Linked DNA regions of Homo sapiens: region 2 is linked to region 1. A link is an interaction called in ENCODE POLR2A ChIA-PET data of the cell type or tissue named here. Cell type or tissue: HCT116. All regions are shown on one strand. Each heading gives the region's core, and the rest is flanking DNA. Links, peaks and the distances in the headings are about the cores only. Region 1 has its middle 42 kb from the start of ARHGEF3-AS1. Region 2 has its middle 9.4 kb from the start of HESX1.

Region 1 (11,445 bases), core at 1,825-9,824:
AGTGGCGCAATCTTGGCTCACTGCAACCTCCACCTCCTGCGTTCAAGCAATTCTTCTGTCTCAGCCTCCCGAGTACCTGGGATTACAGGCGACCACCACCACACCTGGCTAATTTTTGTATTTTTTAGTAGAGACGGGGTTTCGTCATGTTGGCCAAGCTGGTCTTGGACTCCTGACCTCAAGTGATCTGCCGGCCTCGGCCTCCCAGAGTGCTGGGATTACAGGTGTGAGCCACTGCATCCGGTCAATTCATGTTTTTCAAATCCTAGAAAACTCTTTACTCAAAAATTATATCTCTAGATACCATACTTTACTAGTTTCTATCAAACAGGTACTCCGTAAGGGCTTCTTGCCCTGGGAGGAGCAGAAGAAAGTCTTTATATTTTATTCAATACTATATTGATCAGAAACTAATAAATCCATATGTAGGTGGCCCAACCCCTCCAAAATGAACATTGCAATCTTAAAAGTGGGTCCTCAGATATGGGCATTTATAATAAATGTTCTGTTGATCCTAACAGTTTAAAATGCCAAAAATTCTTAAATTAGCCAGCATTGCTTAAAGCAGTTTATTGACTCCAATACAGGACCCACCACAGTCTCCAAGGTAATTAGATGCTCCATAAATGCTGTTTTTGGCAGTGACTGGGGCCACACATAAAAACATGTTTATTCCCAAACTGTCAGTGAAATGTGGGAGTGGAACTGCGTCAGGCTTGTTAGAGCTCATGTGGTAGAAAGGAAGGTAATGTCAAGGCCACTGATTTCAGCACTGCACCAAACAGCAAGCCACCATGCTGAATCCTGGCAGACCTCAATGACGGCTAAAAAAAGGGAGTGGCGGGTATGAGGTAATTCTGAGTAAAAGAGGGTAATATTAGTACTATTTTCATACTACTACTACTATTCGTACTGTGCTTTTTATGAGGATTAACTCATTTAATCCTCACAGGGGCCCTGTGGAATAAGGGCTGTAACAGATGAGGAAGCTGTGGCACTGAGAGCTTAGATTTAGAAATGCCTCACAGCTACTAAAGGGTAAGGCCAGACAGTCCAATTCCAGGATCCTGCCCCAGAGCTCCACCAAGTTGCATCAAGATTTTTCTGGCTGCCTAATCCACAAGAGCCACAAACTGGGGCGAGAAAAATGACTGTAATTATCAGCTACGTGCTACTTACCAAATATTTCTATCAAACATGGTCCATCTAAAGCACAGGGCAGAGCAAGCCCCATTCTCTTGGGCCCCTCACTAACTCTCAGCTCACCAGATGGGCTCCTGGGAACAGGGCCAGCACTTGCATCAGCATTGCCATGCTGCCGCCATGGCAACCACACTTTATGACCCAGGCAAAGATGCTCTTCCCACTCACTCGGGAGCCCTGATTCTGGGATGCAGCCCTTGGAGAGACATGTCCTTTTACCTGCCCCCAACTTGCTCAAAGTCTTTATAATAATGGGAACCGATGGGAGGTTCCCCAGGTCCCTGGACACATCTGGACCAGGCCAATAAATACACAGGCTGACAGGGAGATGGGGCTCATGGAGAGATGGTGCAGAGAAATGGAGATTTGCAAAGTGAACAGCTAACATCTCCAGGGGACTTGGTGCCTGGCAGGGCTGGAATTGAGTTCCAGCTGGCTATCTTGTGGCCCTAAGCAAATGGGTTCGGCCTCTAGGAATCCATGTCTTAGACTATGAAAAATAGGAATAATATTAGGTTTTACACCTCACAGAGCTGTTGTGAGGTTTAAGTAAACTCAAGCACACAAAGTACATAGAGAGTAGAAACTGGCTGTGACTATCACTAAGGCAATGGTGCTGGGACTGTCAAAAGAGCAGAAGCCCCTCAGCCTCCCGTCACTGCCCTTCCAGCTCAACAGCCTGACAGTAGAGACAAAAAGCAATCCTGTCAACAGACCAGACAAGGCCAACAGATCCATATACACCCTGCTGAGCACAGGGAGACATGCCAGCATTCAGTGGGGACCCCAGGTGCGGTCACCCCCGCCCCGTACTAGGCTACATGGCTTCTCTGAAAAGATAAATTTATCAAAATAAGCCTACTACCTTTATTTGACAAAGATGTCACTGGACAAAACACCTTTTAACACATGAAAACCATGAATGAACCTTCAGAAGTCTTTAAAGTCAAATGGATAGCACTCAAAAATTTCTAGAAGATTCTGGAATTATCATTCCCATACTGTCAGCAGTGGTGATTTCTCAAGGTTAGGATTGATCCGGGGAACTTGCATGTGCCATGTCACACGTTCCTACACTGTCTAAAATTTTATGACATGTACATTTTTGTAATAAGAAAATTTTAGTTTATTTGAAAAAGAAAACTGAAATGCTTTGCCATAACATAGCTCACAAAATAAAAAACCCAATCAATCAATAAACAAACAAAAAGTACTCACCCTCCCTACTAACTAGCCAAATGGAAATTTAAATAAGTTAGCATGTTTATATTTCAAATTAGCAACTTCTATATGGGCATATCAAATGCAAGAAAGAATGTGGAGAAAACAGGCACTGTGCTTCACAACTATAAATGTATATATTGACGTGAAATTTCCACAGGGTAATTTGACATCATTTTCCAAGAGCATTAAAATGACCCAAAAGTTCATCCTAACGATAATTAATTGGACAAAATAACCACAAACATGGGCCTAGCAATAAGGGTACAGCTCCTAACATTGCCAGAGAGGGAGAAGCTAGACAGAGCTCACACAGCCAACAATAGGAACCAGTTATTAAGAAAGCCCCTTGAGGCTGGGTACAGTGGCTCACACCTATAATCCCAGCACTTTGGTAGACTAAGGCTGGAGGATCACCTCTGGCCAGGAGTTCAAGACCAGACTGGACAAGAAAGTGAGCCCTCACCTCTACAAAAAATAAAAAAATTAGCCGGCCATAGTGGCATGCACCTGTAGTCCCAACTACTTGGAAGACTGAGGTGGGAGGATGGCTTGAGCCCAGAGCCCAGGCTGCAGTGAACTATGATTGCACCATTGTACTCCAGCCTGGGCAACACAGTGAGACCTTACCTCTAAAAGAAAGAAAGCTCCTTGAAAATTTCTACATATCCAATAAGGTAGCAGCAAAAAGACTTACTTATTCCACATTGTGAAAATATGGAATTATCTGGATTTGGCACCTTTAATTGCATGCTTTCATTCCACACTCATCCCATTTTGCAACTGAGTAAACTGAGACCCAGATATATTCAACTGTTTGCCCTGCAGTGGTTGGGACAGGTTCACAGTGTTATTTGCCATTGCATCCGTGGTAGGGCCAAGCTCGTTCCTGCTGCCACAGGAGGCCCAAGCCAGGGGCAGAGGCATCTCTTCAAAATCCTCTTCCCCCAAGATGCCACACCTTCCCAAGGGCTCTCAGCCCTGTCCAGCTGCCACAGGCAGCCAGAGACAAGGCACAGGCCCAGGAATAAAGCCGGGGTCTGTGAGCAAGGCCCTCACTAGGAATAAAGTAGGCCCCCTCCAAAGAAGGTCTGGTCCACATCACGACTGCAGGTGGTGCTTATCCTAGATCGCCTCTCAGCCCATGGCAACGCTGGGGCTCAGAGAGGTCAGCTTCCCTGTCTTAAATCAGCCAGCCAACGAGGATGTGAATTCCTTTTCTTAGCCCTTTGTGGGTGACTCAGTTTCCTCATCTAGAAAATGGGGAAAATAATTGTACCAACTTACAAGGGTTTGGTTGTTATGAGAGTTAAAGGACTCAATCCTTAGAAGGTGCTTAGAACATTTCCTGACCTATAGGAAGCATCCTGTGCAGCTCTTATTTCTGCAGTGAGACTACTGACGGTGGTGGTTAGAAGCAAGGGCTCTGGAACCAGCTGCGTGGGTTCTGATCACACATCGACCACTCACTTGCCCTGTGACTCCAGGCAGGTTACCTAACTCTTTGTGCCTCAGATTCCTCATTTGTGAATTGAGAATGATGATGATAACTCACGCGCACCTCAACTTACAATGGTAAGTCGAAAATGCACTTAATACCCTTAACCTACCAAACATCACAGCTCAGCTTACCCTACAAATCCAATAAGTAAGGCAGTAGCAAGAAGACTTGCTTATGCCACATTGTGAAAATATAGAATTATCTGGATTTGGCACCTTAATGCATGCTTTTAAAGCCTAGCCCACTTAAACATGCCCAGAACACTCACATTAGCCTACAACTGGGCAAAATTATTAAACACAAAGCCTGTTTTGTAATACAGTGGTGAATATTTCATGTAATTTACTGAAAACTGTACTGAAAGTGAAAAAAAGAAGAATGGCTGTATGGGGACTCAAAGTACAGTTTCTCCTGGATACGTGTCACTCTCACACCATCAGAAAGGCTAAAAACTGTAAGGCGACTCATTGTGGGTCGGGACCATATATAGTACCTACGTAGGTTAGTGGGAATAATCACGTTATCTACCTTAGCTCTTAGAAGAGCTAAGAACAGTACCCATAATGAGTACAATGGTCCTAATATGTAAAGTGCATGTTAGCTGCTATGAATATTATGTCACTCTGTCTCCTATTAGCCCATTAGGAATGGCACCACTACCAACAGTAGTCATTATTCTGGCTGACAAGAACCTGAAGTATGTTCTCCTACGAGTGGGTGCCATTATCGTTCAGATTTACAGATGGGAAACTCAGGTGCAGAGAGCTCAAGTAACTTGACTTGGGTCACACAGCCAAGAAGCAGCAATGCTACCAGGCTTCAAGTCAAGTTCATCGGCCTCCGAGGCTCTTGCCTGACTGCACTACCCACCTCAATATCCACATGGCCTGTGGCTGCCTACTTGTGCAATTGTATGACTGCCAGTACTTCCTGGAGAGGGTGATGCATGGTTTTCTGGCTTTGAGATGACTCACTCCCAAGCCTTCCACCATTCAACACAAATGCTGGCCCCTGCAGACGTCTGACTAACAGAAAGTCACATCAGCAGAGTCGCCAAGGAGCAATCCCTGTCTTCCCTCCCCATCTTCCTGGGGAAATACATTGGTATGTGTCTGTCAAGATAAGATATAACCATTAAAACAAAATTCTGGACTGAGATATCTGCTTGGTGTCTTGGAAACACATGCCGATGTCCACACAGCTGGTTTTCCCTACAGCTGTTGGTAGTCATGTTTCAACTATGGCCTACTCATAAGTTTGCACTGGAAGATGAGGCCAGGGTAAATCTTTCTTAATGCATCATTCTAGCCTTTAAAGCATGACATCCATGACAGTGAAGCTCACTTTCCATTACCAGACTGAAAAGTTGGCAAAGCTTTGCTGCACACTATAAAGGCAGAGGTGTAGGTAGGTGCCACCAGCAAGGAGCAGCATAGCTTGAGCAGAGGTGGGTCTCATGTCCTTCACGGCTTCCTCAGCAATTCACCAACAGAGCTAGTTGTTGAATAAAAACAAAACAAAAAAAAACTTCTACCCAGGATCCATAACCCTGTATTATTTCAAACCTGGTAATTTAATTCAGTCATATCTGTTTTCAGATAATGTATCTAAAACTCAAACAGATCACAAGCTGGAAGGATCCTCAGAGAACCAGCTGACCACCCTCATTTAGGGACTGGAGCACTAAGACCTGGCCAAGCTCACATGGTCTGTTGGTCACAGGCTGGGACCCTTGAAGGTCTCCCTGTTTTCAGGCTGTTTTTTCAGCCCTTCCTGCTTCCTTAATCCAAGTGTTGTCAGAGTGGACATCTGCTGTTCCTCACTGCCCAGCATTTAGTCCCCATTCTTCTGCTAACAGCACCCAGATTTTCTGTTGGGGGATGCCCTCTCCCCTTTGGGACACTGTGATTCAGGAAGGGCCAACCCCAGGCTCCAGAGATGGGCATGTAACCTGGCCTGTTCAGTGGGAGTGGCCCCAAGACTTTGGCTGGCATTAAAGAACAGATATACAGTCCTTCTGGGACAGGCACTGAGCTGATGAGATGCAAACTTGGAGCTGTGCAGGGCATCTTGTGCAGAAAGCTTACCTGAGAAAGAAGCTAACCTGGGGAAAGCAGAGCAAGAGACCAAGAGAGAGAAGGCTCCTAATGACACAGATTAACCACCTGGATCGAGCTATGCCTGAAGGTAGCCTATCACTAGACTTGCCAGTGATAAAAAGTGAGCTCTCTTTAAAAAAAAAAAAAAAGTAAGCAAGCGTACATTCTATTTCTGTCACATGCAACCAAAAGAACTATGCTTTGTTTCTTTGCAAAAGTTCATTAAAGAAAGCATCAAAATGGGAATGTTCCCAGGGGACCATCCAGAGTGCCTAGCACACAGTAAGCACTTAATTCATGTGTAATGGAGCGAAACCCCTCCTTCAGGGCTCTTCTCAGTGGGACTCTCTCAGACCATCCTGTTGGAAACTGTGGCCCTCTCCAGCCTTCCTATCCACCCCTCTTGCCTGTTTTCAATGGTGTTTAGCACCATCAGACCTACCCTATGTCTTACTTACTGTTTCTTGAATCCCATAAGGGTGGAGATTGTTGTCTACTTTGTTCGCTGCTATAACCCTAAGGCCCAGATCAGGTCTCTGAACCATAAGTACCCAGTATACATCCGGTGAATGAATGAATGAATGAGGAAATGGATGATGGAATGAGTGAGTGCCTAGTGTGCTCCCAGGTCCCCACCTGTCTGCTGCCTTGGTCAGCAGCCCTGGGACCTGGCCTGCAGAACCCCTGGCTGTCCTTCCTCCTCTTTCTGGATATGGGTCCTCTTCCCACCGAGCAAACACTCCAGCAGCCAGCCCCGCAGTCCAGGCAACCTGACCGTCACCCACCTGCCCAGGGACCATCAACAAAAATTAAAGGGTAGGGAGCCCTTTGGGTTATAAAGATGTCTTCCTTCTTCTTTCCTGCTTACAAATAAATATCATATGCTCATTACAAAGGCAAACAAACAAAATTAAAATGTAAACAAGTAAGCAATAAAAAAAATAATAATTTAACTTCTAAGTTAAATTTGAGGTACAAGTCAGAAATGGGAAGACTGCTGGTATATTTTATATGACCCCTAGGGTGTATGTATGTATATATGTATTTATTTTTGAGGTAGCATCCAACATTTAAAAATCTAGATTTCATTTAGAAATCAGGTACAGTCTCTAGCTTCAGTTCAATATTTTAAAAAATCTCATCACTAAGGGCCCCTATTTCCACAAGTGACCATGGTCTGCTAGGGTTGAGTGGTAGCTGCCCCCTTCAGATGGACCATGGGCTCTTGGGGTCTCCATCCCTCCCCACTGTGACCCCTGCCCTTCCCTGGCCACTCATGTAAGGTCCTGCCTGGTCTCTGTCACACTCAGAGTTGGTGATCCCTGGCCTGGTGTATATCCTTTCAGACTCTGCTGCAGACATAAAGCTTTCTAAGAAATCCCTCTAAAAAATCCCCTCGCCTCCAATAGTACCTGTGATGCTACAAATAACTATGCAATTTCTAACACCAGAGAACAATGCATTTACAACACAGCCCCCTTCTGCAGGGTCAGCATGCTGGGTCAGGTTCATGTCTCCTTTTAAAACTGACTATCAGCCGGAAGCAGTGGCTGACGCCTGTAATGCCAGCACTTTGGGAGCCAGAGGCGGGCGGATCATGAGGTCAGGAGATCGAGGCCATCCTGGCCAATATGGTGAAACCCTGTCTCTACTAAAAATACAAAATTTAGCCAGGCGTGGTGGTGCACGCCTGTAGTCCCAGCTACTCGGAAGGCTGAGGCAGGAGAATTGCTTGAACCTTGGGGGCGGAGGTTGCAGTGAGCTGAGATTGTGCCACCGCACTCCAGCCTAGTGACAGAGCGAGACTCCGTCTCGAGAAAAAAAAAAAAAAAAAAGACTGGCTATCCCAGCTCAATAATTGACCCTGCCACACTGTACAGTCCCTCAGTTCACCCCACATAGAAGGACCCCACAGTCCTGAGCACTCATGGGGGCACCTTTTTGTAGGGAAATTCCAGATCTAGTGTTTAAATCCAGCCTCCCATTGTGGATAGCCTCACAGACACACAGCAGCCACAAGAGCTTACACAACCACTGAGCTGCCATCCATGCATGGAAGTCAAAACCACACCGTGGGCTGCAGCCCCCTGCCCACCACCCAGAGACCCCCACAATCTGCCATTTTCCCCTGTGTTTACTTACACACTGGTTCCACTATATAGCAGTAACTCCCCAAGGGCAGGGACCCTGCCTGTCGCATTGATAATTGTTTCTTAGAACCCAGCCCTGTTCCTCAGAGAAGAGCCCCTCAATCCATGATGGATGGATGGTTGGTAAGTGGACAAGCACATGATGGGTAGGTGGGTGGGCGAGTATGTTACAAGGAAGGGAGGGAGGTGGACAAGCCCCGCAAACTGTGATGTCTGATTTGCCCTTGTCATGAGGCAATGATTATATTAAAATACTGGACGAAAAACTAGAATATAAAGTTACATAAATAAACTCACAGGTTTAAAAAAAAAGATAAGGAAAACACTATAATATTGATCGTGGCATAACTTTTTAAAAAATCACTTTGTGCATTTCCCAAATGGACTACAAGTCTGTTTTATAAAGTTCATTTTTAACTGCCAACATGAAACTACATCAAGTGAACATTACTCCCTAGAGTTTTCTAGATTATGAAACACCAAGGGCCTACAGAGGAAAGAAAAATATTTGGATTAGTTTGGCTCTTAGAGTGGACTAGAGAGGGGAGGAAAAGAAAACAGGGGAGGGGAGCCCGGCCTTGGACAGTAGAAAAGGATCCTTCCAGGATCCTTGGTGGCCCCGTAATGACCAATACCTTTGCTACCTGCTATCAGCAAAAGCAACATCAGTTACCCTTCCAGATACTGGAAATCTAAAGTATTATGGGAAGTCATATTTCTTCTGGAGTAAAAGATGGTAGTTTTTTCACCCCTGGCCTATGAATGCTTCTGAAGAAAAGCAAAGAAACACAAGGACATCTTCTAACAGAAACACATGATTTGATTTGATTTTTTTGAGACAGAGTCTCACTCTGTCGCCCAGGCGGGGAATGCAATGGTGCAATCCTAGCTCACTGCAACCTCTGCCTCTTGGGTTCAAGTGATTCTCCTGCTTCAGCCTCCCAAGTAGCTGGGACTATAGGTGCCCGCCACCATGACCAGCTAATTTTTGTATTTTTAGCAGAGAGAGGGTTTCACCATGTTGGCCAGGCTGGTCTTGAACTCCTGGCCTCAGGCGATCTGCCCGCCTCGGCCTCCCAAAGTGCTGGGATTGCAGGCGTGAGCCACCGCGCCCAGCCTTTAAAACACAGGATTTTAAATTGGAATACACATTCTCTTTAAAAATCACTGCTGCTCAGACTGTCCTGGCACTGGGGCAGCCAGAATAGCATTGCACTCGCTACAGGGCGACAATGTGACATATTCATTCGCCGCCTCCACCCCTGAACTGGGGCTCTGCCACATTGGCTGTTCTCCACATGTATTCCACAGACAGGTGGGCAGCAGGGCTCAGGGCCAGCTATTTTGTAAAGACAGATAGGGAAACTGAGGTTCTGAGAGGGGCAGCAGTGCACGGGTCCCTGGGAACAGCATAGCTGAGAGCAGCCTGCGGCCTCGCCCCCTCGATCCCCTCACGCACATTCACCATGCCTCCTGGGCACTGGGCCCTGGCCAGAATGAACAAGCAGGTGAGAGGAAGGCACAGACTCTAACAAATGAGGATGTAAATGGACAACATACCCACAGGTGGGGCTGGGGGTGGGCAAGGGGAATTAGCAGCAAGGGGCAATGTGATGCCGCCTGGCTGGAAGGTCACCAGGGACACTCAGGGAGGTCCCTCTACAACAGGCTGCTGCTGCTGGGCTCCCAGAGAAGGCCCTGTTCAAAGACTCTCAAAGAGCCAGGCCTCAGAAACTTACCAAACATCAATATAGTGCAGTCACAAACACCCCAGCACGCTGCACTCTGCCAGATGCAACTTATTAACATTGTATTTGGGGCTCTGGAGTCTAGGAGGGATGCATGAATCACCAGCAGGGGGAAATTAAATGTAAAAGAAACCACACACCCACAAACTACCAGCAACCTAAAGAGCCCAACAAAAAATCAGGAAGTGCAGGGTCTTTAGGGGTGGACAGATTTGGGGTTTATCCTGCCTCCACCTGCAAAGGCTTCCCAGTGCCCTCAGACTGAATTCTCAGTTGCTTAAAAAGGCCTGTTGTCCCTAATCTCTGCCTCTAGTCTCTGAGACTGAAGGCAGCTCATCCCTCACCAGCCTCCAGAAATCTGAGTTTAACACATACAAAGTCTGGGGCCCCTGGGAGCTGTAGACAGAAAGGTTTGGCAACAGTGGGGAACTGGGATTTGCAGCTGAGGTCAAAGCCAATGTCCTGGCATGGCTGGGGTGACCAAAGGCAAGGACCTGCAGTGATAGAAGAGGCCGGAAGCAACAGCCCTGGGGACGGTGCAGTTGGGAGTAAGGGGTTGGGGGGAAGCCAGCAAATCGAGTGTTCCAGGAGGAGGCGGAGCCAGGACCCAATGCTGTGAAAGGGGAGTCCATGATGAAGACTGCACAAAACCCCCCAACAGCTTTGGCTCTCCAGATGGCTGGTCACCTCGAAGGCAGTTTCAGGGTAGTAGTGGGGGTAGTCACTGGGGAGGAGACAGTAGGTAGGAAAGAAGTGGGGGCAGAAAAGAGGATAAACGCATGCGAATTTTGAAAAAAAAAAAGATAAAAATAAAAATAGGTCTGGAGTGATGGTCATAATCTTAATAGTAATGATGGTCCATGGATATTGAATCCTTACTGCGGGTGAAGTGATGTTTAAAACACTTTGGAGGCCGGGTGTGATGGCTCATGCCTGTAATCCCAACACCTTGGGAGGCCATGATGGGAGGATCACATGAGGCCAGGAGTTCGAGACCTGCCTGGGTAAGATGGCAAAACCCCATCTCTACAAAAATTGAAAAAATTAGCTGGGCATGGTGATGCATGCCTGTAGTCCCAGCTACTAGGAAGGCTAAGATGGGAGGATCCTTTGAGCCCAAGAGGTCAAAGCTGCAGTGAGCTGTGATCGTCCCACTATACTCCAGCCTGGGTGATGGAGTGAGACCCTGACTCAGAAAACAAACAAACAAGTAACTCTGGGTTGCCAACGCCTCATTATAGTCCATACTTTCTGGACAGATTCTGTTAACATCACCATCTTGCAGATGAGGAATCTGGGGCATAATCATGTGCCGGCCACAGGGAGAGCAGAGCTCTGACTTCAGGGCTCCCCCTCTTTGTCTCTCAACTGTTACCAGCACCAGCACTGGGCTGAGCTCTGGGCAATGCAACGGCTGAGCAGGAGTAGGAGGGAAGTGTTTGGCACAGGAGGCTCCAGGCCCAATCTGCAGGCAGGAGGGAAGGAGCTGCTGGAAAGAGAAACAGAAGATGAAAGGGACTCTG
Region 2 (11,445 bases), core at 1,154-9,153, 230 kb after region 1:
GACTACAGGTACATGTCATCACACCTGGCTAATTTTTGTATTTTTAGTAGAGATGGGTTTTCACCATGTTGGTCAGGCTGGTCTTGAACTCCTGACCTCAAGTGGTCTGCCTGCCTCAGCCTCCCAAAGTGCTGGGATTCAGGCGTGTAATTTGTATTTTCAGTAGAGACGGGGTTTCACCATGTTGGTCAGGCTGGTCTCAAACTCCTGACCTCAAGTGATCTGCCTGACTCGTCCTCCCAAAGTGCTGGAATTACAGGTGCCCAGCCCCCTCTTGTGCTTTTGACTTCACTGTGAGATCATCCCTGAGATAGCTGCTGCCCTACAGCCTGAGCCCCAGAATGAACACACATGGATCAGATCCTAATCCATCTTGCAGCCTGCAGCCAAGTCAGCCAAGTCCAGCCAATCTCAGCCAAATACCAACTGACCTGCAGTTTTGTGAGAAACATATTCATTGTTTAAGCCACTGAAGTTTTTTCTTTTCTTTTTATTTTATTTTATGTTTTTTTAGAGATAGGATCTCACTATGTTGTCCAGGCTGATCTTGAACTCTGGAGCTCAAGCAATCTTTCTGCTTCAGCCTCCAGAGTAGCTGTTGACAACAGGTGCCAGCCATTACACTGGCTCCATTGAAGTTTTTGAGGTTATTATATACATAGCATTTTAGAGGAAATACCTATTTGATTCAGAGGTTAAAGAACATATCTTGCTGATGGATTGGATAGGGAGGTGAGGGAAAGGAAGGCATTAAAGATGACTAGGTTTTTTGGCTTGAGCAAATACAATGCCATTTACTGGGATGTGAAAGCCTGGGCTAGGGAAGGAAAGGTTTGGGGAGTAATGAACACCTCCAGTTTGGATAGCAAGTTGCTATAAGCTCAGTGCTAGAGTGCTAAGTTTATGCATCACCAGCAAAGAGATGGTTTTAGAAGCTATAGGTTTGCATAAGATCATCCAGTGGCTGGGCACAGTGGCTCATGCCTGTAATCCCAGAACTTTGGGAGGCTGAGGTAGGAGGATCCCTTGAGCCCAGGAGGTAGAGGCTATAGTGAGCTGTATTCATGCCACTGCACTTCAGCCTGGATATATGAGTGAAACCTTGTCTCAAAAAAAAAAAAAAAAATTACTCAGTGAATGGTGCTAGATACAAGAAGGGTCTCAGGACTGAGTCTAAGGTTCTCCAACATTTGGAGATAGGGACAGAAGTGGTACTGGAAAAGGAGCAGCTAGCAAGACAGGAGAAAAATCTGGAGATACAAGAATACAGTCAAGAGAGGGAAAAGGGTCAAGGAAAAGAATGGTTACAATAGCATCTCTAGTGGTCCCTGCTTCCACCCTGGACCCACCATGGCTTTCTATGAACACAGCAGCCAGAGGGATCATTTAAAAACATAAGTCAGTTCATGTCACAACTGTGCTCAAAAAATGGCTCCTGGCTGGGCATGGTGGCTCATGCCTATAATCCCAGCATTTTGGGAGGCTGAGGGCAGAGGATCACTTGGTGCCAGGAGTTCAAAATCAGCCTGGCTAACACAGTGAGACCCCAACTCTACAAAACAATTAAAAAATTAGCCAGGCATGGTTGCCTGCACCCATAGTCCCAGCTATTTGGGAGGCTGAGGTGGGAGGATCGCTTGAGCCCATGAGGTCAAGGCTGCTGTGAACTATACAACTGCACTTCAGCCTAGGACACAGAGCAAGACCCTGTCTCAAACAAACAAACACAAACACAACTCCCCATCTCAAGAAAAGTCAAAGTCTTTACAATGGCCTGCAGGACCCTACATGACCTGCCAGCCTTCCTTATTTACTTGATCTCACCTCCTACTCCTCCCTCCCATGTTCACTGTGTTCCAGCCACACTGGACTCTTCCTGAAAATATCTGGCACAGTCTTCCCTCAAGGCATTTACACTGGCTGTTGTCACCATCTGTAATGTTCCTCCCCTGTGAATCCCCACAGCTTACCCATTTATCTCTTTCAAGTATTTGCTCAAATATCATCTTCTCAATGAGGCCTACCTTTCTCCCCTTTTAACCTGCAACCTCTCTTCCAGCACTCCTGACATCCCTTGCCCTGTTCCCATTTCTATTCCACAGCACTTAACCACCTTTGGCCATATTACAAAATATAGGTTTATTATGTTTATTGTCTGTTTCCTCTCTATAGGATTTTTTTGTGTCCTGTTCACTCCCTAGCATTCAAAACAGTGCTTGGGCTAGGCGCAGTGGCTCACACTTGTAATCCCAGCACTTTGGGAGGCCGAGGTGGGCGGGTCACTTGAGGTCAGGAGTTTGAGACCAGCCTGGCCAACATGGTGAAACAGTGTTTCTATTAAAAATAGGAAAATTAGCTGGGTGTGGTGGCACGTGCCTGTAATCCCAGCTACTGGGGCAGCTGAGGCAGGAGAATCACTTGAATCCAGGAGGCAGAGGTGGCAGTGAGCCGAGATCACGCCATTGCACTCCAGCCTGGGTGACAGAGCGAAACAACTTCTCAAAAAAACAAAAACAAAACAAAACAAAACAAAACAGTGCTTAGCTCATACTAGGTGAAAGAATAAATGATGGTCAACTGTGTTAATGCCGCTGAGAAGTTGAGTAACATGAAGACAGAAATATATCCACTAGGTTTGTTAACAAAGAGGTATTATTGGCAGCTTTGGCAAGCCTAAAAAGTAGAGAAAAAGCCAGACTTGAAAGTAAACTGAAGAGTGAATGGGACATTTTTGGTCTGGCAATATGCTGGGTCATATTCCTTGTAACACCCTTCTATTACAAAACAGCTTGATTATAGATAAAACATACCTTTAAATGCATTGCTGAGATCTCAACAAGTAAGAGAAAATGTGTTTGTTCATCAGACAAAACAAAAACCAAAACCAGTAACCAAGCACTGAAATCAGAACTGCGAGCAGTGATCAGTAACCAAATGGTAAACATGGGGTCGCCTCCAAGGGCAAATAACTTTAGCATCAAAAACCAAGATATTAATCCTCAGACTAGCAGTAGGTGGGGCTGAAGACTCCTCTTGGTTCCTAGAAAAGGCAAACTAAACCCTCTCTGGAGGAAAGCATCCCTAATTTAGGTTCACAAGATTTCCACAGATTAACAGCAAGCAAACATAAGCTCATAATCAAAGATCATCAAGCATCTGAGGCCAGCCACCTCATGAGGGAAAGCCAGCAGAAACGAGATTTATAGCTTGTTCCAGAGACTGCTAGTTGTCCACCAATATCCATTCTATCCTTCCTCAGTAGCAGTATAATTTTTTTTTTTTGAGTTTCAGTCTGTCGCCCAGGCTGGAGTGCAGTGGCACGATCTTGGCTCACTGCAACCTGCACCTCCTGGGTTCAAGCAATTCTCTTGCCTCAACCTCCTGAGTAACTGGGATTACAGGTGCGTGCCACCATGCCGGGCTAATTTTTTGTATTTTTAGTAGAGATGTGGTTTCACCATGTTGGCCAGGCTGGTCTTGAACTCCTGACCTCAAGTGATCCAACGCACCTCGGCCTCCCAAAGTGCTAGGATTACAGGCATGAGCCACTATACTGGGCCACAATATAGTTTTTAGGTAAAGGTTAACAATGACATTTCCCAGACTGCCTTGCATATAGGTGTGATCATGTGACTTCTTACCTCTGAGATGTGAGTAGAAACAACATGTCTAACTTTCAGGCCCAGCTATTAAAAGGTGGGGGTGACCCCTCTGTGTTCCCATTTTCTCTTTTCTACTGTCTGGATTGTGGACAAGATGGTGGGAGCTGACAAAATGTTGAGAATAGCAGTGTAATGAGAAGAGGACTTGGAGCCCTGTGGATTGTGGATTGGACTTTCCATATCAGTACTGGACTACCTACTTGGACAAAGAATAAATGTCTGTCTTGTTGTTTGGGGTCTGTAAGTTATAGCAGTCAAGTCTATACCATAACTGATACAGATCTAGAAGAAATTCAGATATGGGAGTTAACAACAACAGATTATAAAATTTCTAACAAGTGAAAGTTTAAAGAACTAAAAGTTAGAATCATCAATAGGGACAAGCAAGAAGAAATTATCAGAAATGACTGGGAAGATTTTAAAAAGAACTAAATGGAATTCATAAAATAAAAAATGCATATAATTATTGAAATATACTCTGGATAAGTTAAAGAGCATTTTGGGTCGTCATGAGAGCGCCCTTTCCCACACCCTGGCCAATACTCACTGTTATAAACATTTTAAATTATTGCCAATCTGACGCATAAAATAATCTGTTTCACATTTCTTCAAGTAAGGTTGGGCATTAATTTCTTTACAGGTTTACTAGTCAATGTGTATTTCTTCTTTTGTGAAATAATAGTGTATTCCCTCAGCCCATTTTTCTATTAAAGTGATTGTTTTGTTTGTTTCTTCACTTTCTTCAGAAGGTGGGGGTGATGGCAGGGACTAAATGGGAAGAAAAATGAGGAAACTTTTTGGGGTGATGGGAATGTTCTATATTTTGATAGATTTGGATTACACAGCTGTATGCATTTGTCAGTACTCATTGATTGGTACTCTAAAATTTGTTCACTATATGCAAAATTTTATCTATAAAAGCATAAACAAGTACTTAACTTGTCAATGTTATGTATGCTAAAGAGTTTAAGAGGGAAGTATATTGACGTCTACAACTTGATTGATTGATTGATTGATTGAGATGGAGTCTCGCTCTGTTTCCCAGGCTGTAGTGGTGCGATCTCAACTCACTGCAGCCTCTGCCTCCCGGGTTCAAGCGATTCTCCTGCCTCAGCCTCCCTAGCAGCAGGGATTACAGGCGTGTGCTACCATACCCGGATAATTTTTGTATTTTTTTTAGTAGAGATGAGGTTTCACCGTATAGGCCAGGCTGGTCTCGAACTCCTGACCTCAAGTGATCCACCCACCTTGGCCTCCCAAAGTGCTGAGATTACAGGCGTGAGCCACGGTGCCCGGACTTGTTTTATGCATTTTAAAGTAAGTTGTAGGCCAGGCACGGTGGCTCACGCCTGTAATCTCAGCACTTTGGGAGGCCGAGGCGGGCGGATCACTTGAGGTCAGGAGTTCGAGACCAGCCTGGCCAACACGGTGAAGCCCAGTCTCTACTAAAAATACAAAAATTAGCCGGGCATGGTGGCACATGCCTGTAATCCCAGCTACTTGGGAGGCTAAGGCATGAGAATAGCTTGAACTGGGGAGGCGAAGTTGCAGTGAGCTGATATCATGCCACTGCACTCCAGCCTGGGTGACAGAGTGAGACTGTATCTAAAAAAAAAAGAAAAAAAATGCATAAAACATAAAATGGATGGATGGATAAATATGTGATGCTTTCATTATCACTCTTATTCAACATTATTGTGTAATTCTGGATGATTAGAACTTCTAAACCAATTGAGTTTTCTGGGATGATGAAAATGTTCTTCATCTGAGCTATCCAATATGGTAGCCACTAGCTACATGTGGCTAATGAGCACTTGAAATGTTGCTAGTGCAACTGAGGAACTGAATTTTAAATGTAATTAAGTTTAATTTAATTTAAACTTGGACAGACACACATGGCTAGCGGCTCCAAACAGAATAACACAGACAGAGAACATTTCCATAACTGCAAGAAGTTTTACTGGATAGTGCTGGTCTAGAAGTATAGAACAATACTGAAAATAGTGATGATAGGCCGGGCGCAGTGGCTCATGCCTGTAATCCCAGCACTGTGGGATGTGGAGGCGGGGTGGATCATCTGAAGTTCGAGACCAGCCTGGCCAATATGGTGAAACCCCGTCACTACTAAAAATACAAAAAATTAGCTGGGTGTGGTGGGGCTTGTAGTACCATCTACTTGGGAGGCTGAGGCAGCAGAATTGCTTGAACTCCGGAGGTGGAGGTTGCAGTGAGCTGAGATCACACCATTGCACTCCAACCTGGGAAACAGAGCGAGACTCCATCTCAGTGAGACTTCATCTCAAGAGTAAAGCTCCATCTCAAAAAAAAAAAAAAAAAAAGAAAAGAAAATAGTGATGATAAAAACAAAAAACAAACACCTTTGTTTTGTTCTGACATAAGAACAGTATTTCACCATTAAAATAGTATCTTCTGCTGGTTTCTAATAAATGCTGTTTATTTAGCACAATGTTATAATGAATACAAACACAAAATATCTACAGAGCTTTATTGCTTCTCCAGCATTTTAGCATATTTGTGTTTAATCTTCTCACGAATCTTTTATCATTTGGTAGCTGAGAAAACAGAAATTGAGAGTACAGTTGTAATACCAGAAGTCACTAACTAGGAAGTGGCAGAGCCTTGACTTGTATTTTCTGTCTCCAAATCCTGTTTTATTGACTTCACCTATTAATGGCCATTGTAACATCTTCACCAATGATCTCATGGTATAAATACCAAAGTGTACTAATCAATTAAGAAAAAAACTGTGAAAACTTTGCATATGATATCAATATCTTTCAACAATTACTTTGATATGAGAAAGAAAAGTCTGACATATTGACATTAGAGAGAAGAGATTTTAGGAATAAAATTGGACAGTCTATATTTCAAATATCTATACATACAAGATGAAGTAAAAACTGAGAGGTTTATGTTTTTTCTTGTTTTAGGAACATGTAAATCTATTCATGTTTTGATAAATATTTATCTTTAAATTGTGTATTTCAATTAATATCCAAATCATTAACATCAGGAAAAACGTACTAGGTCTGAGGTGTTTTGGCAGAGATTTCTGTAAACCAGCCATACAATTATTATGCTGTGAGCGTAATAAGAAATGGAATAAGCAAAGCTCCAGTGAACCTTGCCCCTTCCTTACTTTTGCATAGGAATTGCACTGATTTCACACTTTCAGTATTTTTAATGTTAAAATGTGTTTTCTTAAATATAAGTTTATTTTTTACTGCAATGCCTTCAGTGTTTCCTAGAACAATGCCCAAGTAGACATTCAATAAAATTTGTTGAATAAGTGAATTAAATGGATGGATGGACAGATGGGACTAGCAAGATGTGACATTTGAAACCTGACATGCAACTTAAATACTGTACTAGTATTGTTTATTGTTTAAGTTTACTTGAACAGGGTTTAACTATTGTTTTTTAATGTGTAAAGTAATCCCAGTTTTCTCTGAACTACATGTGTATCACTCCAGGGCAATCTACAGAAGAGAAGACACTATGGCATTCTGTAACTAAAATTTAATAAAAATTGAGATAGGGCATTCATTTAAAAATCTGAGTTTAGGCTGGGCGCAGTGGCTCATGCCTATAATCTCAGCACTTTGGGAGGCCGAGGCGGGCGGATTGCCTGAGGTCGGGAGTTTGAGACCAGCCTGACCAATATGGAGAAACCCCAACTCTACTAAAAATACAAAATTAGCCGGGCATGGTGGCACATGCCTGTAATCCCAGCTACTAGGGAGGCTGAGGCAGGCGAATCGCTTGAACCCGGGAGGTGGAGGTTGTGGTGAGCCAAGATCGTGCCATTGCACTCCAGCCTGGGCAACAGAGTGAAACTCCATCTCAAAAAAAAAAAAAAAAAATCTGAGTCTAGGCCAGGTGCCATAGCTCATGCCTATAATCCAAGCACTTTGGGAAGCCAAGGTGGGAGAATTGCTTAAACCCAGGAGTTCAAGACTTACCTGGGCAACACAGTGGGACCTCGTCTCTTCAAAAATTGAAAAACCTTCAGCCGGGCGTGGTAGCATGCGCCTGTGATCCCAGCTACTCAGGAGGCTCAGGTGGGAGGATCACTTGAGCGTAGGAGGTTGAGGCTGCAATGAACTGTGATCATGCCACTACACTCCATTCTGGGTGACAGAGAGAGACCTTGTCAAAAAAAAAAAAAAAAAAAAAAAAGCCAGGCATGGTGGCTCACGCCTGTAATCCCAGCACTTTGGGAGGCCAAGGCAGGTGGATCACAAGATGTCAGGAGTTCAAGACCAGCCTGGCCAACATGGTGAAACCCCGTCCCTACTAAAAATACAAAAATTAGCCGGACGTAGTGGCAAGCACCTATAATCCTAGCTACTGGGGAGGATGAGGTAGGAGAACTGCTTGAACCCAGGAGGTAGACGTTGCAGTGAGGTGAGATCGCGCCACTGCACTCCAGCTTGGACGACAGAGTGAGACGCCATCTCAAAAAAAAAAAAATCCAAGTTTAAAATCTAAAAATCTCGAGTCATGTTGAACAATTCATATTTGTGGCACTCTGTGGTTTCTATGGCCCTTGTCTGCCATTGTTACTAGAGACACACAGGAGCTTTCCCAGTGATTACAAGGTTCAGGAGAGCAAGATCTGTTTCATACAGTCTTCGATCTCCCCTGCACCCAGCACAGTGCCTGTCACATAGGAAATGTTAAGTAAGTTTATTGAGTACATTTGGTTTATAACAATTAAAAAGTATTTCAGCCTTTGCTCTTCTCAAATCTCAAAAGAGTAAAGTATTATATTTTTCATTTTCAAACCAGTTAAAATTGTTTACAGTATAATGTCTTGTATATATCAAGCCCTTGATTTAAAAAATTTGATATGAAGTCAACCAAAAGACAAATGCATTTTTATTTTTAAAAGATTCATTCTATAGGCTGGGCGTGGTGGCTCACACCTATAATCCCAGCACTTTGGGAGGCTGAGGTGGGTGGATCACGAGGTCAAGAGATCGAGACCATCCTGGCCAACGTGGTGAAACCCCGTCTCTACTAAAAATACAAAAATTAGCTGGGTGTGGTGGCACGTGCCTGTAGTCCCAACTACTTGGGAGGCTGAGGCAGGAGAATCCCTTGAACCAGGTAGGTAGAGGTTGTAGTGGGCCAAGATCACACCACTGCACTCCAGCCTGGGGACAGAGCAAGACTCTGTCTCAAAAAAAAAAAAAAAAAGATTCATTCTATGCTGATCCAAGTAGCAAAGAGAAAAAACGTAAATTTTAAAAAAGATTCATTCTATACAACAGTACATGGAGAAAAATATGATAGTCTCCTTTACTTTTACCCCATCTTACCTCCCCAGCTTACTGGCTATCACCACTAACAATGTAGCGTTTCTCCTGCCTGTCTTTCAAAATACTTTGACTTAAATAGGAGGATGCACATATGCACATATTTTTTTTTATTATACTGTAAGTTCTAGAGTACATGTACACAACGTGCAAGTTTGTTACATAGGTATACATGTGCCATGTTGGTTTGCTGCACCCATCAACTCATCATTTACATTAGGTATTTCTCCTAATGCTATCCCTCCTCCAGCCCCTCACCTCCGACAGGCCTCGGTGTGTGATGTTCCCCACCCTGGCACACATGCACATGGGGTCAAACGTGTACTGTTCTGTAATGTGGTCCACTCTCCCATAGTGTGACACACACACACACACACACCACAAACATGTATAGCTCTGCCTCTCCCTTCAACACCTGCTTGGCACTACAAGTGGATGAACCATAATTTTATCAATCTATACCCCAGATAATGAGGCATATAGGTTGTCTCCAATTTTTTACTATACCATTTTGGCAATGAACATCCTCTACATACATGTTAGCACACATGCAGGGGTGCACGGAAATGCATGGAAATCCATGGAAAACTTTCTTTGAAAAGCATATTATTTTTTAGTGGATGCTGCCATATTTCCTTCTAAGAAATCTTTACCAGTGAACACTCTCATCCAGTCAAACCCTTGTTCTTATGTCCTGCCTGGATTGACAGTGGGAACAAGAAAACTCAGGGCTGAGCTAAATTAGACTCAGGTTTTTCTCAGACTCAACATTCAAAGATAAAATGGTTTTGGATTTAAGGCCCCAAAGGGCTCAGGCCTAAACTTTAGTGCTATTTAATCTAATCGCTGTAGATTAAATGGGAGTTGTCAGTTAACCCAAGAACCTGATAGTTATTTATAACATTGTTCCTGGGGGATAAATGTTATGGTTTTAAACAACTTTAATTTTCTGGCCAGGCGCGGTGGCTCACGCCTGTAATCCCAGCACTTTGGGAGGTCGAGGCAGGCGGATCGCGAGGTCAGGAGTTCAAGACCATCCTGGCCAACATGGTGAAACACTATCTCTACTAAAAATACAAAACTTAGCTGCGGTGGCAGGCATCTGTAATCCCAGGTACTAGGGAGGCTGAGTCAGGAGAATTGCTTGAACCTAGGAGGCGGAGGTTGCAGTGAGCCGAGATCGTGCCACTGTACTCCAGCTTGGGCAACAGAGTAAGACTCCGTCTCAAATAAACAAATAAATAAACTTTTCAATGATAACAAACATTTGTTAAACTCCAACATATTATCAGGGAGTGCACTAGGACTCAGAGCATAGAGATGAAATCATTTCTGCCTTCAAGAAACTCATGATTAAGAGGATAGTAATTAATGTTGATTTTATTAGGTATGATAATGTGATTATGGTTACCTAATATGCCCCTTTAAAAGACACTGAAGTATTTACAGGTGAAATTTCATGATGTCTGGGTTTTGCTTTCAAATATTTTAGGAAAACAGAAAACCAAGAAAGAGATAATTGAGGCAGGTATTGCAAAATGTTGATGAGTTGAATTAGAGACTGGTATATGTGGATTCATTATTCTCTCTACTTTTGTAAATATAAATAGTAACATTCTCTTTAGTCTTCTAGGAACACCAGTATGTACATACACAATTACAATATAATAAAATAAAGATACAGGCACAAGTGACTATGGGAACAGAAAATGTCCCAAATCTACTTGAGTGAGATTGAATAGGACCGAGGAAGGGTTAAGAACCGAACTCTGATGTCAGATTATCTGGGTCTAAATTCCAGCTCTTCTTAGCTATGTGACTTTGAGCATATAACTTAGCCTTTTTGAGCCTGTTTCTTCTGCAATAAAATGGGAATTATTATAGTGCCTAATTAAGGATCCAATATATTAATATCTGCAAAGCTCTTGGAATAGAGCCTGACACATAGTAGACATTACATAAACTGCTTACCATTACTTACTTATTGCTGTTATCAATGTTATTATAAGGGCTTTTCAGAGATGTGCTGAGGCAGAGATGTTTCAAGAAAAGGTCAGAGAAAAGCAACATAACATAAGGCCCATCAGAGACAGGGGTGTGTGTGTGCTTGTCTGTTGAGGGGAGGAGGAGAAAGTTAATGTGATTCCAATATTTCTAGCTTAGATGACCAGATGAATGATGGTATCATTAACTAAGAAGGGAATATAGATGAAGGAGGGTTTATCAGTCAAAATACAATACAAATTGTATTTCTAATTATATACACAAATGGGCAAGTATTTAGCAAACTGAATTACTTCAGAATTAAGACAAAGTTCCCAGAATGAGATGGTAGAACTCCAGTGAAAATGGACAGAATGTGATAAATGATAAAGATCTAAAAATATTTTAGGGAATAACTTTATCTAGAATAGTAAATATTATTGTCATATATCTCACAC

The links. Peaks named below come from ENCODE experiments on the same cell type or tissue, not always from the same donor. Only the 100,000 strongest peaks of a DNase experiment are listed, where the experiment ranks them.
Region 2: POLR2A ChIA-PET joins it to region 1 with 8 read pairs; 5 of 35 experiments call an interaction of 5 or more read pairs at or near these places.

The regions. Positions count from the first base shown.
Region 1 is chr3:56,976,097-56,987,541 of GRCh38, forward strand. It overlaps a transcript of ARHGEF3 not described here. Among named protein-coding and RNA genes, the nearest start is that of ARHGEF3-AS1, 42 kb to the left of the region's middle. In HCT116, for the core only: no CTCF peak of the experiment used is centred there; a DNase peak (open chromatin) is centred at 4,895.
Region 2 is chr3:57,203,690-57,215,134 of GRCh38, forward strand. It overlaps a transcript of HESX1 not described here. Among named protein-coding and RNA genes, the nearest start is that of HESX1, 9.4 kb to the left of the region's middle. In HCT116, for the core only: no CTCF peak of the experiment used is centred there; no DNase peak of the experiment used is centred there.